Linked DNA regions of Homo sapiens: regions 1 and 2 are each linked to region 3. Evidence: read pairs that join two places in POLR2A ChIA-PET (ENCODE). Cell type or tissue: GM12878. All regions are shown on one strand.

Region 1 (5,000 bases), 73 kb before region 3:
ATATTTAACCATGAATATATTAAAGAAATACCTAAATAAACAATTGCCAACATGTTAACATACCCTATAGGTAAAAAGATTTGGGGTGATTTTCATTTTCTTTTTTTTGAGACAGTTTTGATCTGTTGTCAAGGCTGAAGTGCAGTGGCGTGATCTCAGCTCAAGGCAACCTACACCTCCTGGTTCAAGCGATTCTTCTGCCTTAGCCTCCCAAGAGTAGCTGGGACTACGGTCCCCCGCCACAACAACCGGCTAATTTTTGTAGTTTTAGTAGAGACTGGGTTTCATCAGGTTGGCCAGGCTGGTCTCGAACTCCTAACCTCAGGTGCTCCGTCCGCCTCAGCCTCCCAAAGTGCTGGGATTACAGGAGTGAGCCATGGTGCCCAGCCTCTCATTTTCAGTGAACAGTAAGATGTAGTATTTTTTTTCCTTTTCTTTTTTTTTTGAGACAGAGTCTTGCTCTGTCACTCAGGCTGGAGGGCAGTGTCGCGATCTCGGCTCACTGCAACCTCCACCTTTTGGGTTCAAGCAATTTTCCTGCCTCAGCCTCCTGATTAGCTGGGACTAGGCAGGCGCCACCATGCCTGGCTAATTTTTGTATTTTTTAGTAGAAACAGGGTTTCGCCATGTTGGCCAGGCTGGTCTCGAACTCCTGACCTCAGATGATCTGACCACCTCAGCCTCCCAAAGTGCTGGGATTACAGGCATAAGACACTGTGCCCGGCCTGTTTGTTGTTGTTGTTTTTGTTTGTTTGTTAAGACAGAGTTTTGCTATGTCGCCCAGGCTGGAGTGCAGTGGTGCGATCTTGGCTCACTGCAACCTCCGCCTCCTGGGTTCGAGTGGTTCTCCTGCCTCAGCCTCCCGAGTAGCTGGGATTACAGGCGCTTGCCATCATGCCCAGCTAATTTTTGTGTTTTTAGTAGAGACAGGGTTTCACCATGTTGGCCAGACTGATCTCGAACTCCTGACCTCAAGTGATCCACTCACCTCAGCCTCACAAAACGCTGGGATTACAGGTGTGAGCCACTGCGCCCAGCCAGTAAGTCATTCTTTTAGAAAGCTTTACTGCTTTTCAGACACAGCTACTATAATGTTAAATAGAACATACCTTGAGACAAATATGCATTTAAATGAGTTAGACAAGGAAATGAAATTTTTTTTTTTTAAATGGAGTCTCGCTCTGTCGCCCAGGCTGGAGTGAGTGGAACAATCTCAGTTCAACGCAACCTCCACCACCGGAGTTCAAGTGACTTTCCTGCCTCAGCCTCCTCAGTAGCTGGGACTACAGGCTCATGCCACCATGCTGGGCTAATTTTTTGTATTTTAGTAGAGATGGGGTTTCACCGTGTTAGCCAGGATGGTCTCAATTTCCTGACCTCGTGATCCGCCTGGCTGGCCACTAACAGGAAATTTAAAGGAAAAAAATGCCCATTTAAAGACTCCAGTCTGAGCTCGGGGGCTCACACTGTAATTCCAACACTTTAGGAGACCAAGGCAGATCATCTGAGGTCTGGAGTTCAAGATCAGCCTGGCCAATATGGTGAAACCCCGCCTCTACTGAAAATACAAAAATTAGCCGAGTGTGGTGGCATCCGCCTGTAATCCCAGCTATTCGGGAGGCTGAGGCAGGAGGATCGCTTGAACCTGGGAGGCGGAGTTTGCAGTGAGCCAAGATCGTGCCCTAGCACTCCAGCCTGGGTGACAGACCAGATTCAATATCAAAAACAACAACAACAACAACAAAACCGACCTAAAATGCCCCAACCTACACCCTTGAACTTCCTGGAATAGCTTTAAAAAAGCACCGCTTTTTAATTTCCTTTAATACTTACCCAAATCTGTAATTACTTACTGTCTTACTAAAAAACACACTTCAGGAGATATAGGAACCTAGACTGTTTTAGTTACACAGTCTATCCCTTGCACATAGTAGGTGCTGCTCAGTAAGTATCAGTGGCATAAAAGGGATGAAAAACAGTATATAACCATCATCTACTTAAAAACAAAGGCCAAGTATTGTGGCTCACGCCTGTAATCCTAGCACCTTGGGAGACTGAGGTGGAAGATCACCTGAGGTCAGGAGTTCGAGACCAGCCTGTCCAACATGGTGAAACCCCGTCTCTACTAAAAACACAAAAATTGGCTGAGCACAATGGCACACACCTGTAGTCCCAGCTACTCCAGCCGGAGGTTGAGGGGGGAAAATTGCATGAACCCGGGAGGTGGAGGTTGCAATGAGCCGAGATCGTGCCATTGCAAGAGCGAGACTCTTGTCTCAAAAAAAAAAAAAAATTAATTAATTAAATAAATAAAAATACAAAAAATTAGCCAGGCTAGGTGGCAGGCGCTGTAATCCCAGTTATTCAAGAGGCTGAGGCAGGAGAATTGCTTGAACCCAGGAGCAGAGGTTGCAGTGAGCTGAGATCATGCCACTGCACTCCAGCCTGGGCAACAGAGCAAGACTCCATCTCAAAAAAAAAGAAATTAAAAAATTTGCATGGTGGCCAGGTGCAGTGGCTCACGCCTATAATCCCAACATTTTGGAAGGCCAAGGCAGGTGGATTACCTGAGGTCAGGAGTTTCAGAGCAGCCAACCTGATCAACATGGTGAAGCCCCGTCTCTACTAAAAATACAAAATTAGCCAGGCGTGGTGGTGCATGCCTGTAATCCCAGCTACTTGTGAGGCTGAGGCAGGAGAATCACTGGAACCTGGGAGGCGGAGGTTCCAGTAAGCCTAGATTGCGCCATTGCATTCAGCCTCAGTAACAAGAGGAAAACTCCATCTTAAAAAAAAAAAAGAAAAGAAAAGCCAGGCGTAGTGCTTCATGCCTGTAATCCCAGCACTTTGGGAGGCCGAGGTGGCGAGACGGGTGGGTCACCTGAGCTCAGGAGTTCAAGACCAGCCTGGCCAACGTGGTAAAACCCCGTTTCTACGAAAAATAAATTAGCCGAGCACGGTGGTAGGTGCCTATAATCCCACCTACTCAGGAGGCTGAGGCAGGAGAATTGCTTGAACCCGGGAGGTGGAGGTTGCAGTGAGCCGAGATTATGTCACTACACTCCAGTCTGACCGACAAAGCGAGACTCCGTCTCAAAAAAAAAAAAAAAAAAAAAAAGAATCGCCCAGTGGCACAAGCCTATAGTCCCAACTACCTGGGAGCCTGAGGTGGGAGGACTGCTTGAGCCTGGGAGGCAGAGGATGCAGTGAGCCATGATCATAATCCTCCCACTGCACTTCAGCATGGGCAACAGGGCAAAAGCCTGTCTCAAAAAAAAAAAGGCAAAATTTTGCAATTGCAGAAAAGTTAAATAAGATATGCATAAGAATAGTGTTCAAGGCCAGGCACCAGTGGCTCACACCTGTAATCCCAGCACTTTGGGAGGCCGAAGCAGGCGGATCACGAGGTCAAGAGATCGAGATCATCCTGGCCAATATTGTGAAACCCCGTCTCTACAAAAAATACAAAAATTGGCTGGGCACGGTGGCACGCACCTGTAGTCCCAGCTACTTGGGAGGCTGAGGCAGGAGAATCGCTTGAACCCAGGAGGCAGAGGTTGCAGTGAGCCGAGATGGTGCCACTGCACTCCAGCCTGGGCAACAGTGCGAGACTCTCAAAAAAAAAAAAAAAAAAGAAAAGAATACTGTTCAAAACCACCAAACTGAAGCATGATTCTGTTTGTTTGTGGTTTTGAGACAGGGTCTCATTCTGTCACCCACACTGGAGTGCAGCGATGAGATCATGGCTCACTGCAGCCTAGACCTGCCAAGCTCAAGCAATCCTCCCACCTCTGTCACTGAAATAGCCTGGACTACAGGTATGTGCCACCACAACCACCTAATTTTTTTTTAAGAGATGAGGTCTGGGCCAGGCGCAGTGGCTCATGCCTGTAAACCCAGCACTTTGGGAGGCTGAGGCGGGTGGTTCACGAGGTCCTGTAATCCCAGTGACTTGGGAGGCTGAGGCAGAAGAATCGCTTAAAACTGGAAGGCGGAGGATGCAGTGAGCCGAGATTGCGCCACTGCACTCTAGCCTGGGCAATAAGAGCAAAACTCCACCTCAAAACAAAACAAAAAAACCAGATGAGGTCTTACTATGTTGTCCAGACTGGTCTTCCAGCCTTGGCCTCCCAAAGTGCTGGATTACCACGCCCAGCCTATGATTTTCTATTTTGTATGCAGTTTTGCTAAAGAAGTTCTCCAAAAGGATTACCTTTTAAAATTCCCCTGTATCCTGAAGGGGCACTAGTGTTCAAATATAGAAGATGCCAGTTTATAAATTATTTAACACAATTCATAAGTTCATGTAGGGTGATTTCAGCAAAATTCTTCAAATAAGAGTATATGGTATCTTGCTGGGCACAGTGGCTCACGCCTGTAATCCCAGCACTTTGGGAGGATGAGGCAGGTGGATCACCTGAGGTCAGGAGCTCAAGACCAGTCTGACCAATATGGTGAAACCCCATCTTGCTGACAATACAAAAATTAGCTGGGCGTGGTGGCGTGCGCCCGTAGTCCCACCTACTCGGGAGACTGAGACAGGAGAATCGCTTGGTCTCGGGAGGCAGAAGTTGCAGTGAGTCGAGATTGCACTACTGCACTCCATCCTGGACAACAGAGCGAGACTCTGTCTCAAAAAAAAAAAAAAAAAAGGTATCTTTATAAGGAACTACATACAAGAAGGTTTACATATCAATTATGAGCACAGTATTTTCTTATTACATTGTAAATACACTAGGCATAAAAATACTTCAAACATTCTAAAGTTTTTTTTTTTTTTTCCTTTGAAATGCTCTCGCTCTGTCACCCAGGCTAGAGTGCAGTGGTGTGATCTTGGCTCACTGCAGCCTCCACCTCCCAGGTTCAAGGGATTCTCAGCCTCAGCCTCCGGAGTAGGTGGGATTATGCGCGTGTAACACCACGCCCAGCTAATTTTTTTGGATTTTTAGTAGAAATGGGATTTTGCCATGGTGGCCAGGCTGATGTCAACTGCCACCTGC
Region 2 (5,000 bases), 370 kb before region 3:
AAATTCAGACTTCAGTTTGAATAAAACTTTATTGGAAGACATCCATGCTTACTTCTTTACATATTGTCTATGGCTATATTTGTGCTTTGATGGCACAATTGAGTAGTTGTAACAGAGATCATATGGTTCGCAAAGCCCCAGATATTTACTATCTGGTCCTTTACAGAGTTTGACCACCCCTGCACTACATTATAAGCTCCATGAGGATGGGGACCCAGTCTCAGCTCTTATACCCCCAGGGCTTCACACACTGGCTAGCACATAATGGAAGTTCGTACAATCGAAAAAGTTCTGTAGGGCTCCCCATCTAGAGGCAGTATATCTGGTGGTGGAGGATGGATTCTAGAGTCAGACAACATTGGGTCTGAATCCCTCTTCCTCCACTTACTAGCTATATGACATTGAGAAATTTAATCTCTCCAGGACTTTTTTTCACTGTCTGTAACATTTGGGGGAAATATGAATAGTGGCAATTTGTTGTAGACATTAAAATCAGATGATGAGGTCAAGACAACTTCCATAAATGCTAGATAAACATTAGCTATTATTATCATCATCCATATGTATTATGACCTCCCATATGTCTCTGTAGATTAGACCTTAAGTCTCTGCAGAGATCTGGATATACTTCATTCACTCCTGTCACCTCCCTCACCTCTCAGGCCTCAGAAATTCCCAGCCCACATCCTAAGTGAAACAGAAAATGGAGCCTCAAAGCAATCGAGTGACTTGTTCCCATGATACCCATGGTACAGCCAGATCTGGCACCAGTGCCTTCAGCTGCTGCCCATACCCCAGTCAGGTCCAGATCAATAACAATGAGTCATTGGTTATGTATTTGGATGGTTTTAATCATGAGCCAGGACTGTGCAACTGGGGCCTTTTCTGCCACTGCGTTTCTCAAATGGAGAATTAGCAGTTTGATTAATTACACCCCTAGATCTCAAGGCCATTTCTAAGCTGCTAATGCATTTCCAAGGAGCAGCAATAACATATAGCAAAGCAGTGGGCTGGGGAGCCGCCAAGCCTGCCTCGTGCCAAGAGGGCTGCCTGGATCCAAAACTCCACTCTATCAGTCAACCTTCTAGCAAGAAACAGATGGCACACTCAAAAGGCGTGATTGAGGACAGTTTAATGAAGGAGTTTGTATACAGAGGTGTGAGCAGGGTGAAGGGAATGGAGAAGCACCCCAGGCTAGCAACAGCTGGAAACCACTACCACCGCAAGCCTGGAGGGAGCTGTTTCAGAACTAGTGAGAGTCTGTAGCTATGGAAAAGGGTGTCTAAAGGAACTGCGGTCTTTGGTAAAGGAAGGTGTGGTGGAGATGAATGGAGAGTGCACATAAAAGAACCAGTGGCCTCTGTGCAGCTGCCTAAGGCCACACCACAGAGGGGCTCTCCAACGGAACAAGGCTCAGGGAATGCCTGTGCCTGTAGCCAGACCCCTCTGCCCATCCCCCAGGCTCCCATTTGCCGGCAGTTTGTCTCCCTATCAGCAGGGTCAGGAGGCCTTTCACTCTATCCAAGGCCTTCACTGAAAAACAAGGCAATTACACGCTCAGAGAATGACTTGCATGTTCTCAACTGGGTCAACTCAGCAATGTCTGGAGACATTTTTGATTGTCACAACTTGAGCTCCCAGCATCTAGTAGGTAGAAGCCAGTGACGCTGCTAAACATCCAACAATGCACAGGACAGCCCCCAACAACACAGAATTGGCCAGATAAAATGTCAGTAGTGACTGGGCATGGTGGCTCACACCTGTAATCCTAGCACTTTGGGAGGCCAAGGTGGGTGGATTGCCTGGGCTCAGGAGTTCGAGACCAGCTTGGGCAACATGGTGAAACTCCGTCTCTACTAAAATACAAAAAATTAGCCAGGCATGGTGGCAGGCTCCTGTAGTCCCAGCTACTCGGGAGGCTGAAGCAGGAGAATCGCTTGAACCTGGGAGGCAGAAGTTGCAGTGAGCTGAGATCATGCCACTGCACTCCAGCCTGGGCGACAGAGCGAGACTCCATCTCCATAAAAAAAAAAGTCAATAGTGCCAAGGTGAGAGACCCTGTTTTCAACTAATGGGTCTGGCCTCCTTCTCTGTCTCTCCCTCAGCCTCCACCTGGGCACTTCCTAGCACCCTCCCAGTCCAGCCCCCAGCTGGGGCAGCTCCCAGCCCTCTCTCAATACTACCCACTGTGGGCTGAATCTCAGTGGTGTCCCCCAGCACCTTGGTCTCTTCCTCTGCCTGGCATTGGTAGTTCCCTTATATTCCCACCTCACTCCCAGGCTGCAGACCATCCTTCCACAGCCCTGCCCAGCCCTGACTTCAGGCTCTTCTATCTGCACCCCACCCTCCTCCCATTCCTCTCTGAGGTCATCCGTCCTCCGGACCCTGTTCCCAGTACCCCCTCCAGCCCCAGCCCCCTCCTACAAATTCTTCTCTCTCCCAGTAGATGATCCCCAGGTTCACTTCTAAACATCACAGAACAAACTGTTTGAACTAGCCAAGGTCACATTCAAAGTTATTTATTCTTTTTTTTTTTTTTGAACGGGAGTCTTATTTTTTATTTTTTTATTTTTTTGAGATGGAGTCTCGCTCTGTCACCCAGGCTGGAATGCAATGGTGCAATCTTGGCTCACTGCAACCTCCACCTCCCGGGTTCAGGTGATTCTTCTGCCTCAGCCTGCCAAGTAGCTGGGACTACAAGTGTATGCCACCACATCCAGCTAATTTTTTGTATTTTTAGTAGAGACGGGGTTTCACCATGTTGGCCAGGGTGGTCTCGAGCTCCTGATCTCGCGATCCACCCGCCTTGGCCTCCCAAAGTGCTGGGATTACAGGCATGAGCCACCGCCCCTGGCTGGCTATTTATACTCTTTCCCTAACTCTGTCCCTGGGGAACCTTCTCCCCTCACTTCCCCTGGAGTTCCCTCCCGACAAAACACACTCACTTTTATCTTGCTGATACTGTGGCCTGGGGAACTGCTGAGCCAGTGTCTTGCACAGGTTCCTTTGGCTGAGGATCGAGGAAGGCCTGCCAAAAGCAAGCTCACCCTAAGGTCCCCGGGGAGAGGGCACCTTGGTGGGCAGAGCCTGAAGGAAGCAATAGCCAAGGCCGTGTGGGGCTCTCCCAATGCCAGGGAGGTCCCAGCCGAGGGAGCTGACCCTGTTCTCTCTGTGCCCCCTGCTATCTCCCAGGTGGCCCCTGCACAGGATCCCTCTTCACCCTGTCACCTCCCTTTAACCCTACCAAGGCTCAGATGGAGCAGGGGGAAGGACCCAGCTCTTTAGTCCTGAGATGAAGTTGCTGAGGTCCAGACTGACCAGAATGCACAGCCACCATTACCGCTTCACCCAGACACCCCTCAAAACCCAGAAAAGCACGCAAGGCAGGTGGCCCCCAGACCCCAGGCCTGAGCTCCCCTGCCCCCCTGCCTGGCCGGTGCCTCCACTCTCCAGGTCCACCACCAGCCACTGAGCCACACCCCCTGGACCAGCAGCAGCAGGAGGGCCAGGGCCAGGCCAGGGAGGGGCAGGGTGGCTGCACCGGCCCGGCCTCATTACAGCCCCACAAGCTCAGTGATGGGTGGGGCCTGCACCATGAATTCCTCATAGCGACGGAGAAACAGCTGGAAGCGAGCCAGGTATGAGTCCTCGTTGTACGGTAGCTGCTTCTCACGTAGGAACTGGGACACCACGGGCTTCACCTGGTGGAAGATGGGCAGGAGAGGGCCTATGAGCAGGGGCTGTGGGCAGGCCCATCATCCCGTCAGGGGAGGGAGGGACATCATCTTCCCACCCCCAGTTCCTATCGGCCTTGTTCCAAGATTCTCCGGAGGAGCAGAAGGGCTTAAGTCAGAGAATTCTTGTCCCTAACCCTGCAGAAGAAAGGAGTGGCTTCTCTCCGACATCCAGGGATCCTGACTGCATGACAGCCCTCCTTGGCACAGGGGGATAAAAACCAGAGCTCCCTTTTACCAAGCACCTACCATGTGCCAAACATTTCAGATATATTTCTCCATTTCATCCTCAAAGCCTGTCAACAGAAGCCCTTCTACTCCCATTTTACAGAAGAGAAAGCTGAGGCCTAGAGGCATTCAGTTCACTTGTCCAGTCGCCCTGCTAGTAAGAAACCTGGGTATCTCTGATCTAAAACCCATGCTGCTGTGGATACACTGGGCTGCCCTTCCTGGGTGACCTCTGACCAGGCCAGTTGGGGGACTTGGAGTTCAGGTGAACCCTGAAGTTTCCTCCCTCCCCTCACCACCTTTTTTTTTTTTTTTTTTTGAGACAGGGTCTTACTCTGTCACCAGGCTGGAGTGCAGTGGCACGATTATGGTTCATTGCAGCCTCAACCTCTGCAGACTCAGGTGGTCCTCACCTCAGCTTCCAAGCAGCTGGGACCACAAGCATGTGCCACCACACCCCGCTAATTTTTGAATTTTTTGTAGAGATGGGGTTTCACCATGTTGCCCAGGCTGCTCTCAAACTCCTGGGCTCAAGCAATCTGCCCACCTCAGCCTCCGCAAGTGCCAGGATTATAGTGTGAGCAACGCCCCCAGGCCGAAGAATCTTCCTTTCCATCCTCTAACAGTCCCTTTATTCCAGCGCCCCCAGCCCAGCCCTCGACTACCTTCAGGCACATGTTATCAGAGAGCCTGGGGAATAGATGGTGTTCCACATGGCAGCTGATGATCGAGTGGCCGAACGCCCAGTCCAGCACGGGCAGCCGGGCCAGGTTAAGCACCCCCAGGCTCATCATGTGAATCCGACGGGGCTTGTTGTCCCGGGAGAACATGGGCAGTCCGATGTGCTGTGACAGACACGTGGGTCACGCCGGGCAGCCTGGACCTCCCCACCCCACTCCAGGTGTCCTGGGACCTCATGCTACCCAGAGGGTTCTTGTGTCACCCACCTCCCATGTGGGGGGACCTGGTAGAGGGGCTCCTGGCCCAGCTCCGATGATGACCCTGTCTGTTTTCTGCACTGACTCTCATCCATCTCTG
Region 3 (5,000 bases):
CACGGTGAAACCCCCTCTCTACTAAAAATACAAAAAGTTAGCTGGGCAAGGTGGCGGGCGCCTGTAGTCCCAGCTACTCGGTAGGCTGAGGCAGGAGAATGGCGCGAACCCGGGGGGTGGAGTCTGCAGTGAGCTGAGATCGCACCACTGCATTCCAGCCTGGGCGACAGCGAGACTCCGTCTCAAAAAAAAAAAAAAAAAAAAAAAAAATCACCAGCTGGGCCGGGTGCAGTGGCTCACGCCTGTAATCCCAACACTTTGGGAGGCCGAGGCAGGCGGATCACCTGAGGTCAGGAGTTCAAGACCAGCCTGACCAACATGGAGAAACCCCATCACTACTAAAAATACAGAATTAGCTGGGCATGGTGGCACATGCCTGTAGTCCCAGCTACTCAGGAGGCTGAGGCAGGAAAATCGCTTGAACCTGGGAGGCAGAGGTTGCCTTGAGCCGAGATCGTGCCATTGCACTCCAGCCTGGGCAACAAGTGAAAACTCTGTCTAAAAAAAAAACAAAAACAAAAACAAAAAAAACAAAACAAAAAAAAAAAAACTCACCAGCTGGATGAACACATCATAACAGAGACTCCAGCTCCTTCACTGGCAACAGGGCTGCAGGGATCTGAGTAGCGACAGCTGCCAGGCAGAGGGAAGGCCCGTGGCACCCAGTGTATCACCCTGCTTCCCAGGTCGGGGCTCGGCCTCCCCGGCAGTGTTTCTGTTGTGGCTGCAAGGGGAAGATTCTGATGGTTTAGGTTCATATTTATTTATTTATTTATTTTGAGATTGAGTCTCGCTGTGTCACCCAGGCTGGAGTGCAGTGGCGCGATCTAGGCTCACTGCAACCTCCACCTCCCAGGTTCGAGCTATTCTCCTGCCTCAGCCTCCCGAGTAGCTGGGATTATAGGCATGCGCCACTATGCCTGGCTACTTTTTGTATTTTTAGTAGAGATGGGGTTTCGCCATGGTGGCCAGGCCTCCTGACCTCAGGTAAGGAGGTCAAGACCAGCCCTGGCCTCCCAAAGTGCTGGGATTACAGGCGGGAGCCACCGCACCCCGCCTAGGTTCCTCTTTAGAAGAAAAAGAAGGTGTCTGTCTTCAATCTTGAAAGAGAATTAACAGGTCCTTCAAAATCTGGAGCTTGAAAGGAGGGGAGTTAAATGTAATCAAGGGTAGCCATTTGGAAAGAAATGTCTGGCAATCCTGCATTACTGTATGGTAGCCTACCAGCTATCACATTCCAAATGCCAAGTCTCTCCCACCAATTGTCTGAAATTTCCTCAGGCATTAGCGTAGCTCTGTTACTAATTCCTATCAGGTGCTTAAAGTTCTCACATAACACCAAAAGTCTACAGGGTACAAAAATTGAATGGTCTGAGAAGCAATCCCCATCCCCCAGGGCTATTATTTTGGGAACAGTCATACACCTTGTGACAGAAGAAAAACTGGCCCACTCACTTTCACTTTTTGCACGGGGAAAAGCATCTTCTGAGTACAGAGTAAAATGTGGATCCCCCCAACCCCCGAAGCAACTGGTATTCACCATACGTTATCTTCTTCCCAAGTCTATTAGACTTCCAACAGCATTTCTACTTCCAAGAACACTCCTGCCCACTTTTCACTTGTATTAATTTCTCTAGAATCTCACTTTCTTCCACCTTGATAGACCTTTTTATGGCAAATCCACAGGGAGCTCTTTGCCTACTCACGGGCACAAAAAGCCCTAGTTTCTGCAATGGTCAGTTCCATGTCTATCTCCTCCAGCTCTCTGGGCAGCTCAGAAAGCAGAGCTCACCCGCCCACAGGAACGGGAAGGAACCTCTGGGGATAATTCTGGGTGACTTGATCTTTCCATCTGCCTACTGCCTCCCCAGCAGATGCACACAGCCTCCCACCCACTCAACATTTCCTTCACCTGGCATAGAGGTGACACCCGAGCTTCCCCTATAGACCTTGCCTTCCCGAACCGCCCCTCCGGGCTCTGCTCTGACTCATGGTTTCTGTCTATTTTCGAGTCTCTGTTGAAAGCCTCATCTGTTTCTGTGTCTCTGGATTTCCTGCTTTCATTTTTCAGCTTCACTCCATCGCTAGCCTACTCTCGTGGGACTTAAAACGTCATGTGGGGATGGAAACAGCAGCATTGGGTACCCCATTCCAGCACGGCTCAAACATTCCAGAGAAAACAAGATCTACATAGCAGGCTGGATGCGGTGGCTCACGCCCGTAATCTCAGCACTTTGGGAGGCCAAGGCAGGTGGATCATTTGAGGTCAGGAGTTCAAGACCAGCCTGTTCAACATGGTGAAATCCTGTCTCTACTAAAAATACTAAAATTAGCTAGGCACGGTAGCACACACCTGTAATCTCAGCTACTTGAAGGCTGAGGCTGGAGAACTGCTTGAACCCAGGAGGCAGAGGTTGCAGTGAGCCATGATTGTACCACTGCACTCCAGCCTGGGCAACAGAGTGAGACTCCATCTCCAAAAAAAAAAAAAAAAAAAATTATATACATATGGTCTGGGCACGGTGGCTCACGCCTGTAATCCCAGCACTTTGGGAGGCCGAGGCAGGCGGATCACCTGCGTGAGGTTAGGAGTTCGAGACCAGCCTGACCAACATGGTGAAACCCCATCTCTACTAAAAACACAAAATTAGCTGGGCATGGTTCCGCGCACCTGTGATCCCAGCTACTCAGGAGGCTAAGGCAGGAGAACCACTTGAACCCAGGAGGCAGAGGCTGCAGTGAGCTGAGATCAGGCCATTGCACTCCAGCCTGGGCCACAGAGTGAGGCTCCATCTCCAAAAAGAAAAATCTACGTAACAAATGACTTACAAACAAGCAGAAGCAAGAACATGGGCTGGAAAGGGAATAAAGGTCAACCTTCACTAGGGTCCTGAATGGAAACACAAACTTAGTCAATCACCAAGTCTTTGTTAAGCACCCGCAGACAATGAAGTAAACAGCATGTCAGCATGCCAGACCCTGGAGGGACTACAGAAAAAGTTCCAGACACAGATTTTACCCTCAAGGAGGCTGTGCTCTCCTGGTTCAATACATGAAAAAAAAAAAAAATCAGTTCAAAAAACAAGACAGTAGATAATTGGGCTAATTTGGTACAGAAATGAGTGTAAAAACAAATGTATGGCCCAGGCACGGTGGCTCACACCCGCAATCCCAGCATTTTGAGAGGCTGAGGTGGGTGGATCGCGAGGTCAGGAGTTCAAGACCAGCCTGGCTAAGATAGTGAAACCCTGTCTCTACTAAAACTACAAAAATTAGCCAGGCGAAGTGGCAGGCGCCTGTAATCCCAGCTACTTGGGAGGCTGAGGCAGGAGAATCGCTTTAACCCAGGCGGCAGAGGTTGCAATGAGCTGAGATTGTGCCACTGCACTCTAGCCTGGGCGACTAGAGTGAGACTCCTTCTCAAAAAAAAAAAAAAAAAAAAAAGCATCACTTCTTTTTCCTGACTTCCCCATTTCTTTTTCTTCTTCCTTTTTTTTTCTTTTTTGAGACAGGGTCTCACTCTGTCACTCAGGCAAGAGTGCAGTGGTGCGATCATGGCTTCACTGTAGCCTCAACTTCCCAGGCTCAGATGATTCTTCTACCTCAGCCTAGCTGGGACCACAGACACTCACATCACACCTAGCTAATTTTTTGTACTTTTGGTAGAGACAGAATTTTGCCATGTTGCTCAGGCTGGTCTTGAACTCCTAGGCTCAAGCAATCTGCCTGCCTTTAACTCCCAAGGTGCTAGGATTACAGGTGTGAGTCCCAGTGCCTGGCGTCTTTCGTTTTTTTTTTTCTTTTTTGTTGTTTGAGACGGGGTCTCACTCTGTCACCCAGGTTGGAGTGCAGTGGCTCTTACAGCTCACTGCAGTCTCTGCCTCCCAGGCTCAAGTGATCCTCCCACCTCAACCTCCTGAGTAGCTGGGACCACCCACAGGCGTGTGCTTGTTCTTTTTTTAGAGATGGGGGTCTCACTCTATTGCCCCGGGCTGCAGTAGGCGATCATGGCTCACTGTAGCCTCCAACTCCTGGGCTCAGGCGATGCTCCCACCTCAGCCTCCTGAGTAGCTGGGACCACAGGAATGAGCCACTGCATGTGGTCTATTAAGTCACTATTCCTATAAATGCTGCACCTTCCAAAAGTCCCCTATTCCCCCACCTCTTTTTTGACTCCTTCTTCCCTCTCTCCTCATCCATTCCTCTCAGTCTTGTGGTCCTTTCCTTCTCAATGTCTTCTTAAATCCCTTCCTTCCTTATCCCTACCCTCCACTCCTTCTCACCTGCTTCTAGAACTTCTGTTCTAATCCATCCTAATCCTATGTAAAGTCCCTATTGTCAGGCCTCTGAGCCCAAGCCAAGCCATGGCATCCCCTATGACTTGCACGTATACATCCAGATGGCCTGAAGTAACTGAAGATCCACAAAAGATGTAAAAATAGCCTTACCTGATGACATTCCAGCATTGTGATTTGTTTCTGCCCCACCCTAACTGATCAATGTACTTTGTAATCTCCCCCACCCTTAAGAAGGTTCTTCGTAATTCTCCCCACCCTTGAGAATGTACTTTGTGAGATCCATCCCTGCCCGCAAAACATTGCTCTTAACTTCACCGCCTATCCCAAAACCTATAAGAACTAATGATAATCCACCACACCATTTGCTGACTCTCTTTTCGGACTCAGCCCGCCTGCATCCAGGTGAAATAAACAGCCATGTTGCTCACACAAAGCCTGTTTGGTGGTCTCTTCACATGGACGCGCATGAAATTTGGTGCCATGACTCGGATCGCGGGACCTCCCTTGGGAGATCAATCCCCTGTCCTCCTGTTCTTTGCTCCGTGAAAAAGATCCACCTACGACCTCAGGTCCTCAGACCCACCAGCCCAAGGAACATCTCACCAATTTTAAATCAGGTAGGCGGCCTCTTCTTACTCTCTTCTCCAACCTCTCTCACTATCCCTCAACCACTTTCTCCTTTCCACTCTTCAATCTCTCCCT

What was found. Peaks named below come from ENCODE experiments on the same cell type or tissue, not always from the same donor. Only the 100,000 strongest peaks of a DNase experiment are listed, where the experiment ranks them.
Region 1: POLR2A ChIA-PET joins it to region 3 with 5 read pairs; 13 of 35 experiments call an interaction of 5 or more read pairs at or near these places.
Region 2: POLR2A ChIA-PET joins it to region 3 with 6 read pairs; 11 of 35 experiments call an interaction of 5 or more read pairs at or near these places.

What each region holds. Positions count from the first base shown.
Region 1 is chr17:75,174,894-75,179,893 of GRCh38, forward strand. All of the region lies in intron 2 of SUMO2 (small ubiquitin like modifier 2), which reads right to left. Among named protein-coding and RNA genes, the nearest start is that of SUMO2, 5.6 kb to the right of the region's middle. In GM12878, no CTCF peak of the experiment used is centred here; no DNase peak of the experiment used is centred here; H3K4me3 peaks cover 223 bases.
Region 2 is chr17:74,874,777-74,879,776 of GRCh38, forward strand. FADS6 (fatty acid desaturase 6) reads right to left here. Exons shown (of 6, transcript NM_178128.6): 5 at 4,628-4,807; 6 at 2,526-3,701. The coding sequence ends at 3,555. Among named protein-coding and RNA genes, the nearest start is that of FDXR, 4.3 kb to the left of the region's middle. RefSeq lists enhancers at 1-268, 1,384-1,678, 4,263-4,762, 4,763-5,000 and a cis regulatory region at 633-704. In GM12878, no CTCF peak of the experiment used is centred here; no DNase peak of the experiment used is centred here.
Region 3 is chr17:75,248,285-75,253,284 of GRCh38, forward strand. The region is part of intron 1 of GGA3 (golgi associated, gamma adaptin ear containing, ARF binding protein 3); the gene reads right to left. Among named protein-coding and RNA genes, the nearest start is that of GGA3, 11 kb to the right of the region's middle. RefSeq lists enhancers at 2,241-2,340, 2,351-2,460 and a silencer at 2,784-3,078. In GM12878, no CTCF peak of the experiment used is centred here; a DNase peak (open chromatin) is centred at 2,017; H3K4me3 peaks cover 1,835 bases; H3K27ac peaks cover 3,324 bases.